2 separate regions of the Mus musculus genome follow, and region 2 is linked to region 1. A link is a loop called in an ENCODE intact Hi-C map of the cell type or tissue named here. Cell type or tissue: heart. All regions are shown on one strand.

Evidence for each region. Hi-C counts contacts between places; a loop is a spot of excess contacts. Peaks named below come from ENCODE experiments on the same cell type or tissue, not always from the same donor. Only the 100,000 strongest peaks of a DNase experiment are listed, where the experiment ranks them.
Region 2: it touches region 1 in a loop (7-fold over the local background); 20 of 42 quality-filtered maps call a loop at or near these places.

The regions. Positions count from the first base shown.
Region 1 is chr9:103,490,082-103,498,081 of GRCm38, reverse strand. The region is part of intron 4 of Tmem108 (transmembrane protein 108); the gene reads left to right. Gm16252 (a long non-coding RNA gene) reads right to left here. Exons shown (of 7, transcript XR_003948081.1): 3 at 5,808-5,982; 4 at 2,187-5,556. Among named protein-coding and RNA genes, the nearest start is that of Bfsp2, 14 kb to the right of the region's middle. In heart, CTCF peaks have their summits at 3,536 and 7,447 (motif pointing left); DNase peaks (open chromatin) are centred at 3,551 and 7,441; H3K27ac peaks cover 3,490 bases.
Region 2 is chr9:103,620,560-103,628,559 of GRCm38, reverse strand. The region is part of intron 2 of Tmem108 (transmembrane protein 108); the gene reads left to right. Among named protein-coding and RNA genes, the nearest start is that of Gm32682, 51 kb to the right of the region's middle. In heart, a CTCF peak has its summit at 3,722 (motif pointing left); no DNase peak of the experiment used is centred here; H3K27ac peaks cover 2,745 bases.

The DNA.
Region 1 (8,000 bases):
GAAAGAGAGGAGTCAGAGGATATGCTCAGGTCCCATCAAGACCCTGCCACCATGGCCTCTGAGAACCTTAAAACCCCCCTTTATGTCTTCTTATGTCACACTCTGTTCTCAGAGGATCTTTGCTGGACTCGGCTCCACCCTACCCCAAATGGTTACCATTAAAGGTGTCACCTGTGCTTCTCACCCCTCCACACACACACACACACACACAGCCTGTCCTCTGACCTCTGCTTCTCACCCCTCCACACACACACACACACAGCCTGTCCTCTGACCTCTGCTTCTCACCCCTCCACACACACACACATACACACAGCCTGTCCTCTGACCTCTGCTTCTCACCCCTCCACACACACACATACACACAGCCTGTCCTCTGACCTCTGCTTCTCACCCCTCCACACACACACATACACACAGCCTGTCCTCTGACCTCTGCTTCTCACCCCTCCACACACACACACACACACACACACACAGCCTGTCCTCTGACCTCTGCTTCTCACCCCTCCACACACACACACACACACACAGCCTGTCCTCTGACCTCTGCTTCTCACCCCTCCACACACACACACACACACACAGCCTGTCCTCTGACCTTTTGCGTTCTTCCCCACTCTCTTGAAGACCTCAAGTTTGCCTTCTTGTCGTTTGCACCCAGAAGTCCTGAGTAATGTCTTCCAAAACCACATTACTGTCCACTTAACAGTCCCAGAGGCACTGGAATGACTCTCAGGGAGCAATTTCCTTGCCTTATCCATGACCCTCAGCATCTTCTTCTGTATTGCCCAAGCCCGCTACATCTGTGGCCTCTGATTGGTCACCTGGTTCCCCAGGAGGACAGCATTGCACACGTGCCCACCTGTGCCAAGTGGGGGAACACTTTAGTCACACTAACAGAACCTGTGCTGACATCAGCTCTGTTCACAAACAGGCTTCATATCACCCTATGGGTTCATCTTGGTCTTAAATGAAACCCCAAGGCTTCCTTCCCATGGGGAGGCTGTGAAACCAAGCCAACAACACCCTTCCCTCTTGCCACAGGGAAGGCTTAGGCCCTCAACACAGCCAGCTTTCCACCCATCTCCTCTTTACAAGTATCCCCTCTCACAGCTTGCTGGGGAAAAACAACAACAACAAAACTTGTGTTGAGGCTAGAAGGCTACTCCTACTCCAGGACCCAGTTCAGGGAATGCATAGAGTTGGCCATGGGTCAAAAGCTGACTTTGATGCATAGAGTTATCAATTGATCATTCAGCAGACTTCACTGAGGGAATACACACACACACTTGGTGGGTGAAGCAAGCTCTAACAACTTTACACACACATTTGGTGGATGGAGCAAAGCTCCTACTACCTAAGACAAAAATTGTCTGTGTAAGAAAAGGATTACCTTATAGCCACAAGTTGCATATTCTCCAAAAACAACCACCACAATAACATAATTCTTTAAGAACAGATTCATTACACAAAAGGACATTACAGCAGGATTATTGGCTATGTATTCTTCTTGAAACTCAAACATTTCTCATCTATCTATCTCCCCACAAGTTCATTGAAACCCCAAAGCAATAACTCTTTTGTCATTGATTAGCAAAGTTTAAGCAAGCCAGTCTATAGTAGCAAGTGTTTTCCTATGCTTAGCGGATGACAATTTGTATTTGCCAAGAGACAGATCATCTGTCTTACTATTTTTAAAGTCTTGTTCGGCTAATCATCTATCCTATATTCTTATGCTCATAATAGACTTATTTACTCTTTCTCATAACCCTGTCTTTTCATGGTGCAAACAAAACCTATGGCCGCATCCCTAGATCACAAGATCCAGGAGCTCAGAGCCAGGCTAGAATGAATGTTTTCTTTGATCATTAGCTTGTCCCAAGCCTATTTTTCTCTTCCAAGTACCACTACATGCTTGTGACACAGGAAAGCTTGCTGTGTTCCTTGTCTAACTTATGCAGCCCTCACTACTCTACAAGGAGAAGGCAGGTTCTATTCTTAATTCTAACTTTATTATATCTCTCTGCCATAACTTAACCTTAAACCATCTCCTTAAACATTCTATCAACTACCGTAACTTCCTAAAACTATTTAAATCAAATCAGGAATTCTATGAAATCATTAATCCATTTAAATGATATTTTACAAAAGTTCATCTTCATATTTATGTGCAGGAAACTTACTCAGTAGAGTGGGCTGTCTCTCAAGAAGCAATGACAGCAGACTCTATAGGTAGAGAGGGTCTCCCCACACCCACTCACACCTTGCTAGATTCAGAAAGAACCGCAACATCAAGGAGCAATCCAGAGACAAACCCCCTGGGGCTGTGCCTCTCCTAGGTACATCCATCTCAGCTGTGCATAGTGGACCATAGGCTGTGATCCCTGCTTCTGAAATAGGAAGGAGATTGAAAAAACTTAGCACGTATTAGTAAGCAAATTATTAACAGTCACACGTGAGAAGTAGCTGCTTTCTAATCTCCCATGCGTGTCGCCCTCGATTATAGTTGGGACGCCCTCGATTATAGTTGGGATCCCAGGATTGTCTTATCATTCTGTTCCTACACTTGCTAAAGAAAATAAACACATAAATAGACACACAGTACCGAGGTGTCAGGAGACTCTGGTCATCACCCGCACCGTTGAGTTAGAAAACTGACGTCAGTCAAGGCAGGGCAGACACAGCCTAGAACTACTCCCCAAGGACAAGTCGAAGCTGTAAGAGGAGCCTTCAGGTGCTGGGGGGCAGGGGTAGTACACTCTCTCTAAAGATCTAATTGTGTCCACACTGGCCTTTTATAGCCCAAGGGGACAACAGAGTCCACTTCCTTTATGTTTCTACCTGGGTCCTGACTACCCCCACATCAAATCTGTGTCCTTGGTCACAGACATAGCCCCTATGGGTCATCCTTGGCCATTATACTTAAATATACAGGAAATACTTAAATCAGTATTTAGATCAGTCTGGTCTCGGGACCCTAGGTGTTGTTTGGACTGTTTCCATAGTCCTGCTCCATCTAATGACCAGACCAGCTGGGCTCTCCCAGGTCCGAAGGCTCATGTTTCAACCTTCCCTGCTGTCTGTGTACCCCAGAGCACCTCTGCAGACCTTACAGCAGACTCTCCATCCTCTGCCAGGCAGACAGACTGGTACCAAAGTGCAGGTGTAGAATTTATCACCGCTGGCGAAGGGGCTGGGAGAGAAGCCAGGTTTCAGAGAGCAGCAGAGGCTTGCCCCGTGCTATGCTTTCTCCAGCTCATGATTCCCCTGGTTCTAATGAGGGAGAGAGGAGTATATTGAACTCAAAGCCTGCACAGCAATGGAGGGTCAGCAGCTCACCTGCCTTCCACGTCACAAACCCTCCCAATAGCTGGAAGGGCATCAGTGTACAAGGGCTGAGGAGTGGTTAGTCTCCTGAGCCCTGCCAGATACTTGCTGCCAACTCTGCTTCAGAAGAGAACTAAAATTGACTGGCTCCAGGCCACTAGGAGCGAGGGCCAGGAGCCATGTGGCTGCTGCGCTGGTCTCTGCTGCCACCATCAGGATGCACAGGTCCTGCTGCCTCCTCTTAAGCCTCGGGCCTGCCAGTGGTCATTACTCACCAGTGTGTGCTCTGGGTTTTCACAGAACCATGTGGAGGCTCTGCTGAGCTCCCTTGGCCTGTCTCACACTGTGGGGTGTTTTCTCCCAGCCTCATCTGGGAGAAGATGGAGCTTTAGGGAGGGTTAGATAAGGAAACCAGAGCAGAGACAGATGTGCTGCATCACCAGTGCAAGTTCAGCCTGATAGGACAGAGGAGAGCCACTCCCTGGCCTTGATACTCGCCCCAGAGCAAGGTTTTCTCCAGGCTCTGGACCATTAATTCAATATTCCAAGGGGTGTTTTAGGACCCATAATTCTTAGCTCTGCTCATTGTCCAGTGAATGTTAACCATGAATACAAGCATAAACATGTGCCTGTATATGCAGAGTGTGTGTATGTGTGTGTGTGTGTGTAGGACTTACATGGCTTTTTAATTACCACATAAGAAAACCTGGGTTAATTGCATACACTAGCAAGATTTTGCTGAAAGGACCCAGATATAGCTGTCTCTTGTGAGACTATGCCGGGGCCTAGCAAACACAGAAGTGGATGCTCACAGTCAGCTATTGGATGGATCACAGGGCCCCCAATGGAGGAGCTAGAGAAAGTATCCAAGGAGCTAAAGGGATCTGCAACCCTATAGGTGGAACAACATTATGAACTAACCAGTACCCCGGAGCTCTTGACTCTAGCTGCATATGTATCAAAAGATGGCCTAGTCGGCCATCACTGGAAAGAGAGGCCCATTGGACTTGCAAACTTTATATGCCCCAGTACAGGGGAACGCCAGGGCCAAAAAGTGGGGGTGGGTGGGTGGGAGGGTATGGGGGACTTTTGGGATAGCATTGGAAATGTAAATGAGGAAAATACGTAATTTTAAAAAAAGAAAAAGAAATAAATGATGTGATTATTCAGGAAAAAAAAAAGAAAGAAAACCTGGGTTAGACTGGTTCTTACTATGAAGCAGAAAAAGATTGTCGCAAAAGGAAGTGTAGTTAGGTGGGTAGTCTCTTTGGAATTATGGACCAATGGGAGGAGGTGGTGGGGAGAAGGCAGGACTCTCCTTAAATTGTCACTCTGGCCATGACCCACTCAAGCTAAACTATAGCTATCTCTGGACTGTAAGGTAGTATCCCCCTGCTAGACTTCTAACCCCCACATGCTAAGGTGAGGAGCTGGGCACTAAACCCTCTTAGTTGTGGCCTTATAACCAGGACATAAGAGCTGAAAACTACCCAGTCCCTGTCTTCTGTCAGTTTAATCCTTTATGGAGTGCCCTGAAGTGCTAAAACCAGCTTGTGGAATCAAACACGCCTGCCCACAACCCAGCCCTGGCCGCCCTTGACTGTGAACTTCGCCAGCGGTCCTCCGCTTCCTCTTCTCTGGGATGAGAGAGACGTCTGCTGTGTGAGTTCAGGTCCTTCAAAGGGCAGATGCCAAGATGGAATCAGGCATGCCAGGCAGCTGTACTATAAAATACCACCCAGGGAGAGCTGGAGTGAGCGAGGCAAGCCCTACGCAGCCATGCAGGCCCTGAGACACAGAAGGAGATGGGAGATAAAGGAGGTGGAACAACGTCTGCGTGTTTCTGCTGGGTTGGTGGAAGCCTTGAGCTGTAGAGGGATCCCAAGAGACTGTGCATGCTCTGTCGGCCCTGCGGTAGTCCGTCCTGGGGCAGGTGTCAGGGATGGTGGTAAATCTGAAGGGGCAGCAGGGTTTCGGCAGCGTATCTCCACACACTTGCAATGCTTGCCCCCTAGACCTTTGAAAATCAGAGCCAGTGCATGGAGGGTCTTCAATCAGGGTTTGCCGCAGGGAAGGGGCTCAAGAGACAGCAGAGAGGAGGGGTGGCTGCCACTCATCCCGTGTGGATTCTGGCCCGGCAGTTGGCAATGCAGCAGGTATTTGGAAAGGTTGGATCTTCTGGGGGAACCTGTGGGGCTTTGATCACTTCTCAGAGCCCACGGAGTCCTGTCGAGTGAACAGAGTACGCAGGGTTCCGGCTTCATACCAGTGATCCTTCTATCTATCTATCTCTCATCTGATAAGTCACAGAAGATTCGTTACTGGGAAACCCACGAGAGCTTGCTTAACTCTCAGGGCTGTTCTAGAACTATGGACAGAGGGAGCCCCCCACTCATTCCTCATAGGGTCTCAGTGGCTGTTGCCTTTGGAAACATGGAGCGGTTGATTCTTTAACTAAATGGTTAAGTGGCTCACACCTTGTACTCACCGTGCAGCTGACAGAGGGCTTCTAAGGCCGAACTGTGTGTTCCCTCTAGTGTTCAGAGTAACGGGAGACAATCAACACCTACTTGAAGATTACCACAACCCGTGGTCCTGGTGGTGTAATTAGCTGGGGTGATCTTGATCAACTTCAGTGACCTTCAGTTACTTCTGTGGGTGGAAGAACACTCATGTCTTTCTCTCACAGTGGCTGTGCCGGTTGAAGAGGCCTGTAAACTATGTTGCGCTGAGAGCATATTAGACTCCTATCTCTTGGACGAAAGGTCAGAATAGTGAAGTTATAGTTCTAAACACAACTAGAGCATTAACCTTGAGACTGTCACAGTCACAGAGCCCAGAGTCTCTTTCTGCAAAGGCTGGGAAGTTCCCAAGAGAAGTGGATTCAAGCCACAGAGCCTCCCACACATTACATAGGATTTCTGCACCTTACACAGGCTCGGGCTTCCAGTCAGGGGCATTACGAACTCGGACATAGCAGTAGGCACGCCTTGGCAGAGTGGCCTCGGGAAGCTCATCTCTAGGGTTTCCACTCCCTACTTTGCAAACTAAGACTAACAGGTGGGAAAGGCAGTGAGGAGCAGGGCAGAATTCTGCTGCATGCAGGATTTTGTCTGGCCTGCACAGAGGCCGAGAGGTTAAGCAGCTTGCCCGGGCCTTGTGAGTAGTGTGTTGATGCCTGGGTTCCGATTCCAGCTTCTACAACCATTTCCTCATGACCGGGCAGTCTCTAAGACCATCTCTGTCTCTTTGATCTCACTTGCTTGTTTGTAACTATTCAGTGGGTCCAATCACAGATCCCCACCCCCCTCCCTCAGAGACGTGGCTTTTAAGGACATCCTTCTCCCTGACACCCTGTTTGAAGTCTGTGGCAGTGAAGTGTGTGATGTGCTGTCAGATACCTTCACAGGCCAGCAGGTGAAAAGTGACCACTTGTCCCTGACAACTCCCACATCAGCAAAGCTAAAGAACCGCCCACCCCTCCTCACTTCTGAAGTGTTTCTGTGTCTTCAGAGACCTGGTTCTACTGGCGTCACGTGCCCTGGCCATTTCCCGCTTGATGTTTCAGAGACAGAGTCTGGTGGCTCTGAGGAATAAAGATACCAGGGAGGAGGGAGAGAGGGCATCTGTGACAGACATGGTGTCTCTGAGCAGGGTGAAAGGATGCCCTAACTATGCCATTTACACTTTGGGCTTCGCAGCCCTTTCTGCCCCTTCCTGGGCTGTGAGAAGAAGGGAAAGACGAAGCCACAAAATTTGAACAATCTGACACGAGCTGTCCCCGAAATCCCCTTCAGCAGCCCCCTCCATGTGTCAAGGGCTTTTTAAAAGCTACTCTTAGAGGCATGATTAGCAACCTGGAAGCCTTTCTTTCTGGCCAGAGCAGATGAAGCAAACTGCAAATAGAAGCTGCCTCCTGACTTTGGTTGGAGATCATTCCAGAAAAGCCAGTGGGGCGTACAGAATGTTCCAGTGACCCCTCGGGACTGGAACCTGGGCTCTAAGATCTCAGCTCATAAATGTGCCAGTTTCTACACCCTAAGTACCAAGTCTGTAGTGGTCAAGTCCTCAGATTGCTTCTGTGGGAGATGGCCCTCTGCTGCCCCCTGGTGTTGGCCTCTGAACAGAGCAGCCTGGGCCCCCATTCTCAGGCACTCAGACACTGTAGAGACCAGGGTCACCTGTTACACAATGTGAGGGGCCAGGCTCAGAAAAGCTAGGCTGCAGTCACCTCAACAGGGTGAGCCCTTGTGTTGCCCTTGGGCAGAAGCCTGGGTGTTAAAGAGCAGAAACTTTGGAGTCCACACATCCAGCTTTGCTCCTAAGCCTATTGATAAAAATGACTTATCTGGAAATTACGAACTCTAATAGTGACTCCACGAGGTCAAAAGGACATTTGTAGCTATCAGTGGATAATGTCCCTGAACTGCAAGTCCTATATGACTGGCTGGTCACATCTTTTTAACTGAGCCTCGAGCTTTTGTCTAATGCATCTATGTCTGTCACCCCCTGCTTCAACAGAGATCTCTCCATGGTCTGAGTCACTGAACACAAATGCTGGTCTTTGTCCCCAGCAGATGAGCAAAGCCCTTTCTTGGTGCATCCTTAAAGCACAGCACAGTAGCAACCACAAATACCACCAAGTCACATGTAGCCTCCCTTCCGACAAA
Region 2 (8,000 bases), 130 kb before region 1:
TTCTCTACTGAAGGGAGGAACTAATAAGTTGACATTTGGATCAAATATACTTCCCGATTAATCAAGATTTGGATTTTGTTTGTAGGTGAAATTTGGAGAATGGGTAGTGCAAAATCAGCTAGTAATGTCTTCCATCGAAACCAATATATGCGTCCTAGCAGAAATAAAATAATGAAATCATGCTTGTTAATCCAGAACACATACATATGTATGCATGAGTGTGCGCACACACACACTATATAGATAGATATATGTATATGTATATGTACACACATACATACATACACACACACTCATGCATACATACATACACACATACATATACACATTTTATATACATACATGCATATGTGTGCATGTATATACATATGATATGTATGTATGTATATATATATACACATACATACAGATAATACAGTTACAGTGATCCAGCATGGACTACTAATGCATAACTACACTGGTTATGACTTGGTCAGAAAAATCAGAAACTTCTTCAGATAGGAGACATATTAATTTATGGAACTTCTCTACCCTGTGGAGAGCTGAGGGAGGGAGGTCAGGAAGGCCTCTGTCTTCATTTAGATCCTTTCAATGCAGAGCCTGAGGCCAGGATTAAGGGGCAAAGGACTTATTTGGAAGGTGAGCCCAGAGAACAGCAAGAGAATGAGCAAGAGGAGCAGCCAACAGAAAGATACGTTACTGAAGTTGTATCGGAGAGGTAGAAGTTGTCTTCTGTCGGGATCTGCTGGGAAGCATGAGGTACCTCCTAGCTTTGTCTTCACAAATTATAGCGGGTAGGAGGGTTGACCTGCCAAGTAATGCCCCAGAGATATTACCCTCATGTGTCTCTCAGCAGCACATGTAAGCCTGCTTAACTCTCGTGGCTCCTGCAGCTTTAGAGGAATCTTAAAACCCAGAGTGAAAATGTGTAGTTCACACTTGAGGTAGACAGCTGTAGGCCCAGTGGGAGCTAAAGCTCACGTGGAACTGTGTGGTTAGGGCTGAGATGAAAAGGAAAGAAAGCCTGAACCAGGACACAGAAGTATCTACCATAGAGTGTTTTAGAAAGCAGGGCATTGAAGCGCTGTAGAGGAGGGGCCACTAGCAGCCACGCCTCCAGGTCTCTGGTGGGCTCAAAGGAGCCTGAGCTAAGCCTTCCTTGTCTTGACTTGGACTTTCCTCAGCTGCTACAGGAGAATAATGTCTTTGCTCTGTTGCAGCTTTCCTAAGTCATGGAGATGTCCCCAGTTGTGAGACTCCAACAGAATCCTGATAGAAAGGTCCCTGGTAAATAACGCTTTCAGGTCTCATGGCCCTGAAGTATCATGGAAGCTCAGAAGGACGGGGTCAGACTAAGTAGCTGTCAATGATACCTGGTCCATCAGTATCTACTGAGGTCCTTATAAAAATGCCTTCAATAATGAAATCACCTGCATCTTGCCCCAGTGCAGGGGAAGGTTACAGGTGTGTTGGTGGCCAAAGCCATGACACTGATCCTAGGTAGATGGCAAACCCTGCAGCTGCTTAGTCCCATTGGCTTAGAGCCTGGGGTAGAAGCGCAGCACGTGATGCAGGACCTCATGGGAATCATACATGAAAACAGATGAACAGCAGGTGCTCCCAGAGGCTGCGTTTGTGCTCCCAGATGCTAAGAGGCTAGGATGCCCCTGGCTCCCATGATGCCTGAGGAAATATCCCCACTGGTAATAGAGGAACTGTGTGCCTGTTCCTGTTAGTAAGCAAGCTGCTTGACCATCAGGCCTTACCCATGGTGCAGAGACAGGAAAGGAGCTGCACTTAGGCCCTGTAGATGTCCAAGCAGTGCATAATATTTAGCCTTCATGACAAGCAGCATCCTCTTGTTTGAGGAGAAACAAACATGTACTTCTTTCTTTCTTTCTTTCGGCTCCCATTTCATCCTCTCATTTTGCAGTATAGCCTTCTTGTCTTTAAGACTTCTTGCCTTTCATAGCAAGCAAGGAACCTCAGGGCGTTACCTACCCCATAGGATCCGTTTTTGGTATGATGCCCCCTCCAAAAGAAATACAGAAACAGATTGGAAAATGCTTGAATAAATGAAAATGATTAGATGACCGTCACAGCCTGAGTGTATGCTCAGGCAAGGGAGGCGCATGTGCAGCCCAGGGAAGTTCTGAGCTCTTCTTTGCTCTTGGCTAATAAAATGGTTATTGTCCCTGGCCAAATGCCCATCAGTCACCTGACTCTTCCTCCCACCAGCCATGCTGTCTATGGATTCAATGCCACCTGGTCCCCAAATAAAAGATAAAATCTCTTCTTTAATTTCAAACTCATTTCTGGAGCCGTGCAACTAGATTCATTGTGGTAAGGAATCAGAGTGTGTTTAAAGTGAAACTACTTAAAATTTGGAGCTTGTATCCTTGGTTAAACTAGCTTCTGGTTTAAGTGGTCAGTAGCTGCCTGTGACTTGTAGCTACTGTCTTGGTCAATACAACTTCTGTAATATTTCTATGACCTCAGAAATTTTTACTGGACAGCCCCCTGCATCAGTCTTACAGCAAGTCACCCATGCATGTATTCAAACAGGCACCAAACACCCACTATGTTCCAGTATTCTGAGCATTAGATATCCCCCAGTTGGAGGGAGAGACAAAAACTGCCTACCATGTACATTTTGATTTAAAAGCCTGTGTCTAGATGTCAGTGTGTATCCGTGGATTAAGGACAGACAGCTGTGGCAAATAGATGACTTGTTTTCTAACTTCCTGGCACATGCCCAGTCTGACTTGGGTGTAATTAGTTGTGGCCATTGTTTGTTTTGTCCAGCTTATCGATCCCATGTTAGACACTGACTTGCACAGCAGAGATGGGTAATATGTTTGACTTATCTCTCCATGTTGACTGTCCCTGTTAATCTTTCAGGTTCTGAAAGGAAGGTTTCTTTGTAAGTAGTTGTTCTCAGATTTACCTATTTGGATCAGTTCCAGCAGCCTGTGTTTCGAATGTAAATTCGATGCTGGGAGATGGTTCAGTGGATAAAGATGCATTTGTAGTCCAGCCTGACGACCACATGTTGGTTGACCTGCCACAAACCCTGTGTTGTTAAGTTCTACCTTATACTTGGGAATTTCTCAAAGAGCAGTAACATCACTAGCCCGGGAAGTTGAACCGTGGAGACAGGTGACATTTCTAAATCATCCACTGGAAAACAGATTCCCTTTGCTAGATGCTTCCAGCAAGATCCTTGAATGCCTGCACTAGCCCACTAGAGAACTGCTGGATTACAGTAGGCTGCAGCTGGAGTGAGCATTGGAAGCTGGTCTATCTGTTCCAAAGTGGAGATGTAAATGACTTGTCCAAGGTCACAATTATATATTAAAACTCTTACCGTACCATAATCCTAAGGCAGAGACAATTGTGAATAAAGCAGGGGGTTCTCTACTTCAGTTTATTATACATCTTGAAGGGCTTGAAGCTGATTGCTGGGAGCCCACTCTGAATTTTCTGATTCTGGCTCTAAGTAGAACCTGATAATATGCATTTCTAGTAAGTTTCCTTATGTCAGTGGTATAAGGACTGTATCTTAAAAGCCACGGGTATAAGCCATATCATTACATTATTGAAATGGTAGTAGCTTAAGGAGAGAGAACTGGTCTACCTATTAGCAGTCTGGGGAAGGAACCAGCAGAGAGGTATCCATATCCATGCAGGTCTGAACTAGGATTTGGCACCACCTAGTGGCTGACATCTAATGCTGTTTCTTCATGGATGGAGACAATGCTGAGTCCTGTGGTTGAGTTAGGCTCTTAGAATCTATTGGATAGTGAATGGCTCACCAGCTATCTCCTGGTTTGCAAGCATTTCTTTTGATGCATTGGTTTGGGGAGATTGAATTTTGAGGCTCAGCAGCCATCTTTAAACTACTGGCTACTTCTGTATGTGCCTTTACCTCTTGAGCCTGTATCCCACCCTTCCCCAGCAGATAAGGGCAGTTCTGTCTCAGAAGCTGGAGAGGAAGATGTACTATGTCCTAAATTGTACTGTAGTGGGAATTTTTTTTTCTGCCAGTGATAGAACGTGCAAAACTTACACATCACACACCTGCCTCAGCAGCAGCATCTTCGTCCTTGTCACCGTCGTTGTCCTACCTCTGGGTTTTTACATCCTTCCATATACACCTGTCAGAAATCCGTTTGAATGCCCAAAGCCTTAGCTTATGCTCCCCCACCTCTAAGACTCATCCTAACCCTCCCGTCTCCACCTCTGGAGTGCTCTGGCTACAGCTTGAGTGTCTAGCTATCGAGTGACTTTTGATAAGATACTCTCTCCCCCTGATAAACTGTCAGTCCTCTGGGAGTCAAGGCGCCATTTCACTTGGTCCAGTGCAGCACTGTTATATCACAAGGCGCCAGTTTTATGAGACCGACCTCTGCCACCTTCCATACACACCGTCACCTTCCACCAGCCTCTCTCCTTGCAGGTGGCTATAGTCCATGACGAGGAAAGGGTCTTCCCTGCACTCCGAGGGGTAGCCCTTGCTGTAACCCCAGCTAAACTCAACTAAGATCCCTCGTGGTGCAGGTCATGGAAAGAACGACTACCCCACCTTTACAGCAACTGATGCCAGTAGCTTCTGTTCCTTGTCCGGCTCTAGTCTTTGCAGATCCCCACACACCCTTCCTTCCCTGAGCCTCCCTTTGAGTCGTCCTCATTCCAAGCACCTGGTGAAGCATGGCGAGGGAACACTGAGAGAGGGGTTAATCGGAGTCAGAGGAGGACGAGAAAGTGCCTCAACACTGCGCATGTGCTGCTTCAGACTGGGACTGTGGGAGAGATGGCGGATCTAAATATTTAAGAAACACTGAGTCACTCCCTCTGTGTGGTGAATGTGACTTGCAAATGTGCTTTTCATTTATTGTCCCGCCTCCTCTCATAAAACTGCCACTTGCAGGAGAGAGGAAGAGTGGCTCTGGCCTAGCCGTGCCTGAGTAGTGTGTGAAGCCGAGGCAGGAATCCCACTCTTTTTCCCAGGGGCACAGTCGTCCCTGGGGAGGTCCCTTTGGTATTTGGGGGAGCCTCTTTTCCTCTGTCCTAGGTTCAGTTCTCACTGTTAAGCCCGAATCTTAATCCTGAGAGTCATTTCCAGTTGTCCTACCCCAGAACCCGGGTGTTAGAGTTCCTGGAGGACGAGGAGTCTATTTTTAAAATAGATTCTGGGACTGGGGAGGTAACTCACTAAAGTGCTGGCTGTTCAAGTAACGAGGACCTGCGTTAGATCCCTGGAACCCACATGAAATAGCTGGGTATGATGGAATGTGCTTGTAATCTTAGCACTAGGGTGGTAGAGGGACCCAGGGACCTGCTGGCCAGCCAGCCTGCTCTACTCTTGGCACGCTCCAGTCCAGTGAGGTAACCTGTCTCCAGAAACAAGGATGGCTGATCCGGAGGAACCACAACCCAAGGTTGAATCTCTCCAACATACACAAACATGCACATACACACACACATGCAGAGCGACAGAGACAGACACACAGAGAGACAGACACAGAGAGACTGGCTGACTGACTGACATCAGTCTTGATGGACAGCTAGCTTGGGAAACCATTAGTCTAAATAACCCCTGAATGATTTGTTTCTAACCCAGGCATCAGAGCACAGTAGACTCATCAAGGTCATCCCACGCTATTTAAGATCTTCAGAGTTGAGATCAAAGTGACTGCTTTATGATGCTTTTTGGAACAAGATATAAAAATGAGACTTGTTAGAAATACTGAGATGTTTTGACTCTGAACTTAGTGGTAAGTTAGATCTAACTGTGTGGGTCTAACCCATGCTAACCACACTCTGAAGGTGAAGGAAGTTTAGTCTACATTGGCCCACACCACTGTTGCCCACAACGTTAGTTTGTTTTTCATTACAATTTTGATTTCAGCTGTGCATCTCAGGAACTACATTTCCTGAGGAATGGCTTGATCTAAATTATGTATTCTGAAATATTGAACCAGAATCACAAAATAAAACTATACTGAATGGAGAGTTTAAAAATGAATCTCTTAGTATTCAGGTGGTATTGGAAAAGCTAAGAGAAGAGAACAGAAGGGTTTGAAGTTATAAAGTTTACCAAGGACTGTGATGTTGTGGACAGTTTTATATACTAAAATCCACTGCCTCTAATGCATGACCAATGGGTTTCAGTGTTCTTTCCATTTGTAAATAAATGATCTGTGGAATATTTAGCCTATCTCTTACAGCCATGCCGCCTTTTGGATGTGACAACATCATCACTATAACTTTCTGGGACAAATGCCTATTGTCCAGAGGAAACACACATCTGTAGGTCCCAAAATTCAATATCTGGAGATATTTTTCAGGCACCGTAAAAAGAAAAAGAAAAATGACTAAGTTTACTATGGCTAAGAAGTAATCTTTCACAAGCACCGCAGTCTAAATGACAGTGCATACTCTGTTGGTAGTTGGCAGCTTTGCAATATTACTTAATTCACTGACCTCAATATCCTGTCTTTAATACCAAAACCATAAAGAGGAGGTGTGATCCACATTCTTGGCCTCACACAAGCTCCATCCTCAAAGGAGATGAATGCTCATAACAGGCCTTGTGTACCAGAAAAGGAGACCAGTGTGAGTCTAGAAAACTTCAGATGCTGGTACTCTGTGTGTGTGTGTGTGTGTGTGTGTGTGTGTGTGTGTGTGTGTATGCACATCATGGGTGCATGCATATGGTCATCTGTGAATGTGTGTACATGTAAGTGCATATGCATGAGTGAGAGTGTGGAGGTCAGAGGTCATCATCGGTTTATCTTCCTCATATGTGTCACCCAGCACTGGCTTGAAGACACGCAGCATGCTGTCTTCTATCATATGTGGACACTAAGTCTTGTGCGAGCTCTGACTCGCCAGCAAGAACGACGCTGCAACAGGATCCTTCTGCACACGTTTATTGGGAGAGCTTGATTGCAGAGGCGAAGAGACCCCAAGCCCAGAACTGGTGCTGCTTATATAGGCCTAGGAGAGGCATGTCTCACACCCGGATTGGTTATGCATGGGTTATGCTTACCACCTCATTTGCATGCCTACATCTGATTGGTTAACTTGTCTCTCATCTTATTGGTTAACTTGTCTCTCATCTGATTGGTTAATTTTGGTTAATTCTCAAAATCTCATCTTGGCAAAAGAAACTTTACTGCCTATGTATGTGTGGTGGCCAGTGGAAGCCAGTGCCACCCTGCAATGGCACATGTGGCTTCCCACAACTAAGGATCCATATCAGGCACTCAGTCTTGTACACAAGCATTGCAGAGCCCAGCCCCGGCCACTCAGGTACCCCCTGGTGACTCTGCCCGTGAGGTGCCCAGGGCACACACGTCCTCATCTCTAACAGAGCTTAGATTACTTGCTTCCCTTGTATAGCCTTTTCCTTAGCAGGAGATGAATGGCTTGGCCATGCAGCTCTTTGGTGTGTCTGACAGCCTCTTTAAAAGATGAAACTAAACTGTACAGAGCGTGAGGGAAGGAAGGGGCTCTGTTGAAATTCTCTTCCCTTAAAAGTGGGCAGCTGGCCCAGGGAGACTGTAGGAAATGCTCTTACGTTGTCTGACCTCAGACAGTGCTCCTCAGTTCCCTAGGACCTGGCGTATGGCCCCTGTGGTGGCTAGAGTAGGAGAACCTGTATAAGCCAGAAATCACAGGGTGGGCCTTCCTTTTGCTGGTAGACTGGGCCCTCATGAACTTAATAGGCATCATTGTTCAGAAGGTAGACTTCCATTGAAACATCTGAACTTCAACTTCCCCTTTGACTTTAGAGATTTTTGAAATGTTAGACCTAACAAGTTAGTTCCGCATTGCTGCTAAGCCTTGCTTGGTACCATTCTTCCTTCCCTGTCCACCTGTAAGTGCCTGTAAGCGACAGAGTGGCAACTGATGTAGTTGAGCTCTTGTGGCTGGCCGTGGGTATGGAGTAATACAAAACGTTTCTTACATAAAAGTATAAAATATTGAACACA